Regions from separate parts of the Homo sapiens genome. Here region 1 is linked to region 2. Evidence: chromatin contacts called from ENCODE Hi-C or POLR2A ChIA-PET data. All regions are on one chromosome and are shown on one strand. The core of a region is the stretch at or near the end of the contact, and the rest is flanking DNA. Distances in the headings are between cores, read along the strand shown.

The links. Hi-C counts contacts between places; a loop is a spot of excess contacts on that map. ChIA-PET counts read pairs that join two places held with the same protein, here RNA polymerase II (POLR2A). Pooled maps may share reads with other maps.
Region 1: a loop to region 2 is called in a map of mammary epithelial cell, with 2.6 times the contacts of the local background. The contact joins two enhancer-like sites. A Hi-C loop is called at or near these places in 3 of 168 maps with a recorded cell type or tissue (IMR-90, MCF 10A and mammary epithelial cell) and 1 of 50 pooled maps. POLR2A ChIA-PET finds 5 or more read pairs at or near these places in 1 of 52 experiments (MCF 10A).

Annotation. Positions count from the first base shown.
Region 1 is chr13:106,506,482-106,510,871 of GRCh38, forward strand. All of the region lies in intron 2 of EFNB2 (ephrin B2), which reads right to left. Among named protein-coding and RNA genes, the nearest start is that of EFNB2, 27 kb to the right of the region's middle. Within about 2 kb of position 1,555, at least 5 of the 41 ENCODE cell types and tissues checked have a DNase peak (open chromatin) inside an H3K27ac peak, as active enhancers do; they include mammary epithelial cell, where a contact is called at or near this core.
Region 2 is chr13:106,154,316-106,158,306 of GRCh38, forward strand. It overlaps the pseudogene RNA5SP38. Among named protein-coding and RNA genes, the nearest start is that of LINC00460, 220 kb to the right of the region's middle. Within about 2 kb of position 2,301, at least 5 of the 41 ENCODE cell types and tissues checked have a DNase peak (open chromatin) inside an H3K27ac peak, as active enhancers do; they include mammary epithelial cell, where a contact is called at or near this core.

The DNA.
Region 1 (4,390 bases), core at 305-2,804, 350 kb after region 2:
AAATGCATGTTTCTTGGTAAAGGAAGCTCAAGGACAAAAGAGCTTTTATAACACTGAAAGAAGACAAAGAGAGAAGATCTTATAATTAAGTTATGCAGCATTACTGAAACGTGTAAACTCTCTGGAGTTCCATTTTATGGATGGACTTCAAATCAGCCAAGCTTTTGGGGTCCATCCTCTCCAGCTTGCAGCCGAACACAGGTCTGCCTCCAGCCTGGAGCCTCACACTTCCTCCCCTGCTCCAAAGTTAACTCTTAGTTATATGTATTTGGTGTCAAAGGTGGAAGTAATAAGCATTTTCTATATCCCACCACATCTGGATTCCCATCAACCCTGTGAAGCAGGTGCTGTCATTATCCCCACTTTACAGATGAAGAGACTGAGGCAGACAGGGGTTAAGTTACTTGTCAAAGGGCACTCAGGAACTCGGGTCTTCCAGACCCCAGACTCTCAACCTAAGATGTTGATCTGTTTCTCTTGGACAGGGGGAGGGTGGTGGTGGTGCTGTATCCCCCAAGATCCCAAATGCACAGTCTCTGGCAAGATTCTGATGAATATCCTATTACAAAGATGACAGCTGTAGGTTAGAAATAAAAATGAGTTTAAATGCTTGAACGCAGCCATTATGCACAAGGTATCAAACAGAAATCCTCACCCCTCAATCAGAGGACCCAAATGACAGGCTGATGTTGCTGTATCACCAAATGGGATTACATTTAATGATGGAAATGTGGCTTTTGCTACATTTATCGTACATAAATAATTCATCAAATAAAGCACATAATCGCTTTATACAGCCCACACATTATTCTATATTCTAAAAGAAATCTATATGTTAAGAGGACATTTGAAAGCTCCTGTAACTATCTTGCTAAAGAACAGTGCATTCAGTACGTTTCAGTACTACTTGCCAAACCTACACCCCAGAAATAAGTAAATCAAAAGCAGAGAAGAAAACAAATATATGCTTAACATAAGCAACAGACTCTGAAGTTCTTCTGCTTTGATTCTTTAAGAATATTGTTTCATTATATTTGTGGAAGCATTTTACTTTATTTTGTGATTTTGCTTAGAAGTGGAGTACATGTCTAAAAAATAGCAAAGCTGTTTGTGAAGCTTTCCAATTTTACATACTCTTTATTAAAAAAAAAATAAAAAATAAAAAGCTATAGACAACTGAACCAATGAGGGCCCTAAGAAATGGCAGCTTCTCCAGACTTGTTCAGTGTTCCTTAAGGAAGACTTTGCCAAGGCATGGAGAGTGAGGGAGGCCTCCAAGAGGATGCCATGAACAACACAGGGTGGATCTCACAGAACAACCTTTAATCAAACAGTCCTTCGGAAAGATGACTTACGGACTATGCCACAAGATGTGTCTTAGCTATGGATTTGCAGCAAAATAATGCAAAAGCCATATGAAGCTAAATTGGGAGGCGCTTCATTAATACGGTTTTCTTTGTCTAACAGCTCTGCTGTAGCTACTGTTCACTGGAAAAGTATGAACACAATGGCATTCATTTTTCATCCATCTCTGACTCACATGATTTTGGTAGTGTGACGAAAACCTCTTTGTGGGTTATTTTGCAAGGTTTTATGCGAAGGTAGAATAACCAGCCCACAGAACCTTCGTAAGGACAGCTGTTGCAAAGGGTCGACACACCAAACCTGCTGACTCATTCAGCTCTGGGTGTCGCCTCTGAAAAGAAACTAAACCAGGCACAGAAAATGCTGCAAAGAAAACTCTACGGATAAAGGCTACGAACACAAGAAGGCTTTCCCAGTATCAACTGGAGCATTTAGTAAGTCTAAGACACAGCTTCCCTTGAAAATAGGCAATTTCAGAACAGTTATTTCATGAACATTAAAAAAAACTTTAAAGACAATAATAAAATAACTAGAGGTTAGGTAAATTAGCTACTCTATTTTTAAGGCAATTAAAGATCTGAACATAATAAAGAAAAGGTCTCTTCAGACCACATGGCCATAATATCTCCATCTTTGCATTACTTGAAGATTAGGAGATCTCATTATGCAAATCAGGCCCAGGGCTAATTACTGAAATAGGTCACTTGAAAAAGTCAATTCTAAACAAGAATAAAAACCCATATACAGATGCTCCATGACTTAGGTGGGGCTATGTCTTGATACTTGATAAGCACAAGGTAAGCTGAAAATATCATTAAATTGAAAATACATTTAATACTCCAATAAACCCATCAGAAAGTTGAAAAATTTAAGTGGAACTATTTTAAGTCGGTGACCATTCATATATAATTTTGCCACAAGTTAAAAAACAAATAACCATCTATGAGAAGAATGAATGAGGATGCATATCAGTTTGCCACATATCTCCTAAGGGGACTTAGTTAATACTTAGTGTGTTTAAAAATACAGTTCAAATTAAAAATTCATATTCACGTCTGAAACTCACAAGTGTGATGACTATATTTTAAAGCAGGTAACACCACAAATCAAATTAAATGTTTTTAAAGAATTTACAGAGGATCATGTCCATTTGAAACCACACTAACAAGTGATCCTATATTGCATTTGTATGCCCAGCCCTAAGGTGGCTTGAAACTGGAGGAGACCGCCATCATTAGCCAGAACAATGACAATACTAAAAGCGTTTTTTAGGGAAATAAATTAAAGTTCAAAGAAATAAAATTGACTTTCTCATTAAGCTTAGGAAGCAGGACTAGCAAGTAGGACTCTAGGTTCCTGGTTTAATTCTTCTGAAATGCTGTTCATGTAGGGTACTCCCCAATGCAAGTCAGTCCCTCTGGACTACTCCTCACTGGGGAAAAGTCAAGCACTCCTCCAAAGCATCAGGTCTCTTTTTCCTCTCCATGGAAAGAAACCAGCACACAATAACATATTTATTATAACACTGCTCGTTCTGAAGGCGCTTACCAACTAGACACTCAGATTTGGGGTTAAACCCATGTAGAATTTATTAAAGCTGAACTCAAATGCTAATATTATTTACTGTCTCAAAGTGAACCAACGATTTGAAGTGTTAAAAATATACATGTAAATTTTAATACTTTCCGTCATGCTACCTAGCACTATTTATAAATGTACTGATATAAAAATTACTAACTTCAAACACTTTCCTTCTCAAAAAAGCCAGTACAGAGCTTGACTGTGTGTGTGTGTGTGTGTGTGTGTGTGTGTGTGTGTGTGTGTGCATTTGTCTGATATGCAAAGTAGTGACTTTTTAAAATCCATTCATTGTTTTGGTGTCTTGGAACTTATGCAGAAGCAATACAAAGTCAATATTAATTTCTAAAACTATTTTAACATTTGTTCTCTGCATTTCCCATTTCCTTTCTAGGGAAACTTGTAGATCAATGAGCTTTGCTGTAGGGTGGGTGAGAAATTGGCTTCTATATTTTCCCAAGTATCTGAAACGCCTTCCTCTGCCTACGCCATCGTGGAAGTCTTTCAACTCTGCTGAAAGTCTCAACTGGACTTCCTGGCAAACTTCTTAGCCCTGAGTCCTCCACCCAGCCCTTATGACAGTCCCCCAAAGCAACATTCAAATAGCCTCTCGTAGTTTCAAACTTGAGACCCTCAATTCTGTATTAAGAAAGATTCATTTATCCCAGGCTACCATATGCTTTTGCATGGTAAATCGTAACTCTAAGGAGAGCTCTGATGGCCAGAGTAGTTCAGTAACTGCAATGAACCTGTTAGTGTGGTATGAAGAGTTTCCAAAAAAAGAAAATAATAGATGTCGTTATTGTGTAGATTAATATTATAATTATAAATTAAACTGCTTCTAAATACAAATCTCTCATGTATTAATAAAAAGCAATTATTAAATGCTCACCACATTAAGCAAAGAGATGTTGGTAAACAATTATTTGCATATCTTGCATATTATTTCACACTAAAGGTTAAACTCTTAATGTTTACTAAAATTCCACTTGCGCCCAGTGCGAACTTAGAATTTGCAAAGCATTCTTCGTGAAGTCATAAGCTAAAGTAAGAAGAGAGACTCTGGGTGTGTCGGCATTATCGGTGGACGTGGGCTGCATCCACGCATTAGGGACATGCGTTCACTGCCCTAGGGCATCTCATCTCTAGTGTGTCCCCTCTTCCCGTACCACGACCTTCTTTCTCCCACCCCACCTAGGGGCATTAACCTTCTTAATAAATGCATCTGATCAGTTTCAGTTGCCTGTAAATGTCATGCCTAACAGTAGCTTTCACTGAAAAAGTCTTACTTTAAAAGTCTTTACTAAGGCCAGGCGCGGTGGCTCACGCCTGGAATCCCAGTACTTTGGGAGGCCAAGGCGGAAGGATCACAAGGTCAAGAGATCCAGATGATCCTGGCCAACATGGTGAAACCCCGTCTTGACTAAAAATACAAAAATTAGCGCAC
Region 2 (3,991 bases), core at 1,051-3,550:
CTGCCAAAATGTGAGTATTTCAACCCATTATAAAGAGGGGGCACAATTCCAGGGCAGCAGAGAGCACTGGCTGCCTGGAGCCCAGGCTCAGCTCACCCTCTCCTAGATCAACTTCCTTCTCCTCTGGAAAGAACACTGCCCTTTCCACTAATGCACACTGCAGGATGAAAGGGCGAAAGAGGAAGAGAAAAGCTTGAATGTGAGTTCTCTATGCACTTAGAGAAAATTGCATGGTACTTCAGCAGAAATCTTTGAGCAGTACTCAAAGATATAAAAGCAGTATGTCCTGCTAGAATCCTAAACCTTTCAAATGAAAGTTGCCTTACTTTTTTTTTTCTTTTCTTTCCTTTTTTTTTTTCTTTTAAAGTATAACCCTGCAATTTACTGGAGCTGAAGGCCCTTTTTTTTTTCTGACATGGCAGATTACTTTTTTTTTTTTTTTGTAGTGGGATCGAGTGTTGTTGTTAGTTAGAATAAAGGCCTAGACACAAATTCTCAGGCTCCGTTCCTAGTTCTGACCATAGTAATGGGGAAACATCATGTCTTGGAGCAAATAAATAAACGCACATAAATGCATCAGTTCCACTTAAACCCTGTAGGAATGCTGCTATCTCTTGGGAGATACCATAACGACAATGCATACAAGGCCAGTTGTGATTTCCAAAATTCAAAGAAATACAATAGAAGTTGTAAGGGAAATGCCCCGAATGGGAGAAACTGTGTTCACTCTGGGAGTAATTGCTTAAACAACATTTATTTAATCAGCTCCATGACCACTCATAAGCTACAGTATCCTTCAGAATAAATTCCAAAGCTCCATATTGTATTACTACTTTCACTTCAATTTTGGAAAAAGAGGTATACCAGTAGATTTTAAGATGCATCCTTATTCAAATGAAATACAATATTATCCAAAAAATTCCTTGAATCAGTTGCTAATTAACTTGTCTACTTGATAATTTACTTTTGAGTAACAACCGCATACTCCTCTCTGCTTATACTTTTTTACAAATACTATTTTATTGTGTAACTGGTGCACACGTATCATAACATATGCACCAACAAAACGAGTACTTGCTGGAATTTTTCCCATCCAAGTACTAACGAGGCCCGACCCTGCTTAGCTTGTGAGATCAGATGAGATTGGGCACGTTCAGGGTGGTTTGGTGGTAGACACATGTCGGGGTTTCTATTTCAATCAGAAGACAGAAAAATAAGACAGGGAGCATGGGAAATCACCTCCAAAATGGAAAAGGATTCTCCTAGGGTGTCTTACTCATTGTCAATTTCAGGAAATTCCCCAAGGGATATTCCTGAATGTTGAGTCCGTCTAGCTTAAAATGACTCAAGTCATGTAGCAGTTCTCCCAGAATTCTGTTTCATAGACTATTTCTCATGTTCACTGGAATCACAAGAACTGTTTTTTCTTTAAGATATGAATTAATATCAACCAAAATTTAAATTAACCTAATACATTTCTTCCACGGTCTAGCCTCCAACATAACTTTCAAGCATAACTAAGACATTACTTTATTGAATTCCTTAAAAATTGAAAAATTAACTGATGCTATTTTTAATAAATGTCAAGTCATAAATGCAGTCTACATTGCAGACATTGAAAACAATTTGATTTAAAAGGCACAAACTAGCTTTGGTCTTTCTGTTTAATCCCTTTAGTGTAAAAAATGTCCTGTTCCTGACTCATTTCTACACTATATTCAACAAATAGCTTGGAAAATAAATTTTAATGACTCCTTTTGTGCTTGTATATTTTTCTTTAATATCTTCTTATTCATTTTTGAACAAAGAGAAATTGACAGAGTCAAAGACATGACCTTTAATTTTAAAGGAATTTTCTTTTCTTACAAATCTGCTATCATCGTAATCCTAAAAGCACAAAAGAAAGCTAAATTATCTATCCTTTTTTCTTTGACCACAGCAACTTTTAAAATTTAACTTTGATCCAGATTAAATGATAGTTCAGCCAAAAATGTCAAGAGGAGCCTTCTGGAGTTGGGTCCTATGTGTGAGTAGGTGGTTCATGCTGTTTAAAAGGCAGGACTGAACTGCAGCGTGGGGTTGCTATGTAAGGCAGTAAATAATGATTATAAAATGCTTTGTAAACATTTTTAATGTGACACATCAATGCTCTATGATAAAAACTAAAATTCTCCAGTAAAGTATAAGGGGACCCTGTGCTGGCAGAGGCGCTGGCCTCTGGATGAGTAATAGCCACTATTAGTAAAACCTCATAGCTCCTTTGAGAGGGAGGGATTGTGCCATCTTGCTACACTTGTTACCTCCAAATATGGGAAAGTTATTCCTTATTTCCTTTTCAAAGCTTGACTACTGATTGAGAACAGCGGTGTAAATACTTGTTCTCTTACACCAGCCCAGTGAGTCACAGCCACAGAAATTACAGGAGTTAAGAAAGTGCATCATCTCCTTCCTTGGAGAACACGGAGGGATGGTGACTTGCAGTATGGTCTGGTTCTCAAGCTCACAGTGCACCTCTTTTCCTCAGGGCGTCTTCTTCTGTCTATTCATTGCTTATTAAGCTGATACTCACTTAATGTATTTTCTGGTCTCAGTGTAACCTATTCTGCTAGGCCTCACGAAATAACTACCTTTAACGCCATGTTGCCTTTCTGAATGAAAGCAGCCATCTATTCTCACAAACAGTACCCTTAGACCACAACATCTCACCTAAAAAATATTTCTGTATTTTTTTTATCAATAGTTTAGCATTTATCCCTATCAAAATTACCTCTCTTCAATTTTATACAACCAAAGTTTGGACTAATTTTTGCTTAATATTCTAGATTGTGCCCTATTGGTAAATTTTAAAAGCCATTGTTCCCATATCATTGCCTCTATTTACATAAAGCCTAATATAACTTGTCCCATGATATATTGTGTATTACAGTGATGATATCTGCCGTAAACTTTAAACAAATGGTCTATCCACCCATATCCCATGCTGTTTATACCACATGTGCCCTGTTTTGTTGCTTCATATTTTTTCATAGAATCAGTGAACCTACTACACTACTATATTTCTTATTCAAACTCTGTCGTTATTGGGGTCAGTCTGCAATTAATACTCTCATATAGGTCCTGGGAAAGGGAAGAGAGGAAAAAGTGGAGGATGAGGGTAGGTGTATGATTCTTTGGGAGGCACAATATTTTGATTTTCTGGGACATGTTTTCAATACATGCACACACCACATAGATTTTGATATGCTCCCCATTTTGACTCATTTGTCAATTTGGGCAATATGTATCTAGCGTCTCCTATAATCCAGGCTCTGTCCTCCTTACAAGTGGACGTCATTAGCAGAAACTGGAACTACTGAGAGATACAGGCCATAGGTAAAAACCAGCGGAAGGCCCCCTGAGGCCAAGCCCCATCAATGTCATTGATTTTTATTTCAGTGTTTCTCTGCCAATTGTTCAACCTTCCTGAAATTTATTTTCCTAAAGAGAAGAGAGCTTGGATAAGCCATGTAAAATCTCTGGCCTTTGTTTTTCTTAGCTATATAATCAAGCAGTTGACTTGTGAAAAAATATTCAAATATGGACCACATAGGGTTGTATTTGCCAAACGCTTTTTTTTTTTTTTTTTTTTACATCAGGCTAATCAGTCAGTCTACATCGCTATCTTTAACACAGAGTAGCTAAATTATCAATGTGCCTCAAAAAGCAGTGCCAAGGAGGCAGCAGTGGTGAAATAGAGCCCCCCGCATGTGGCAGAGTTGGGTCAGACCACCTCCCAGGGTCTCTGCACAGTCATAGTTCCACATACACTGAAATGTTCTAAACACCCACCTAGCCTCTCACCTTTTACTTGCACTGGAAACGGATGAGCTATATTTTGGTCAGCTCTGGAAAAATTAAAACAAGTAACATTGTTGAGTGCTGGGAAGGATTTAGGGAAACAGAAGCCCCCAGGCAAACTGGCAGGGATGTATTAGTCATAGCCACTCTGGAC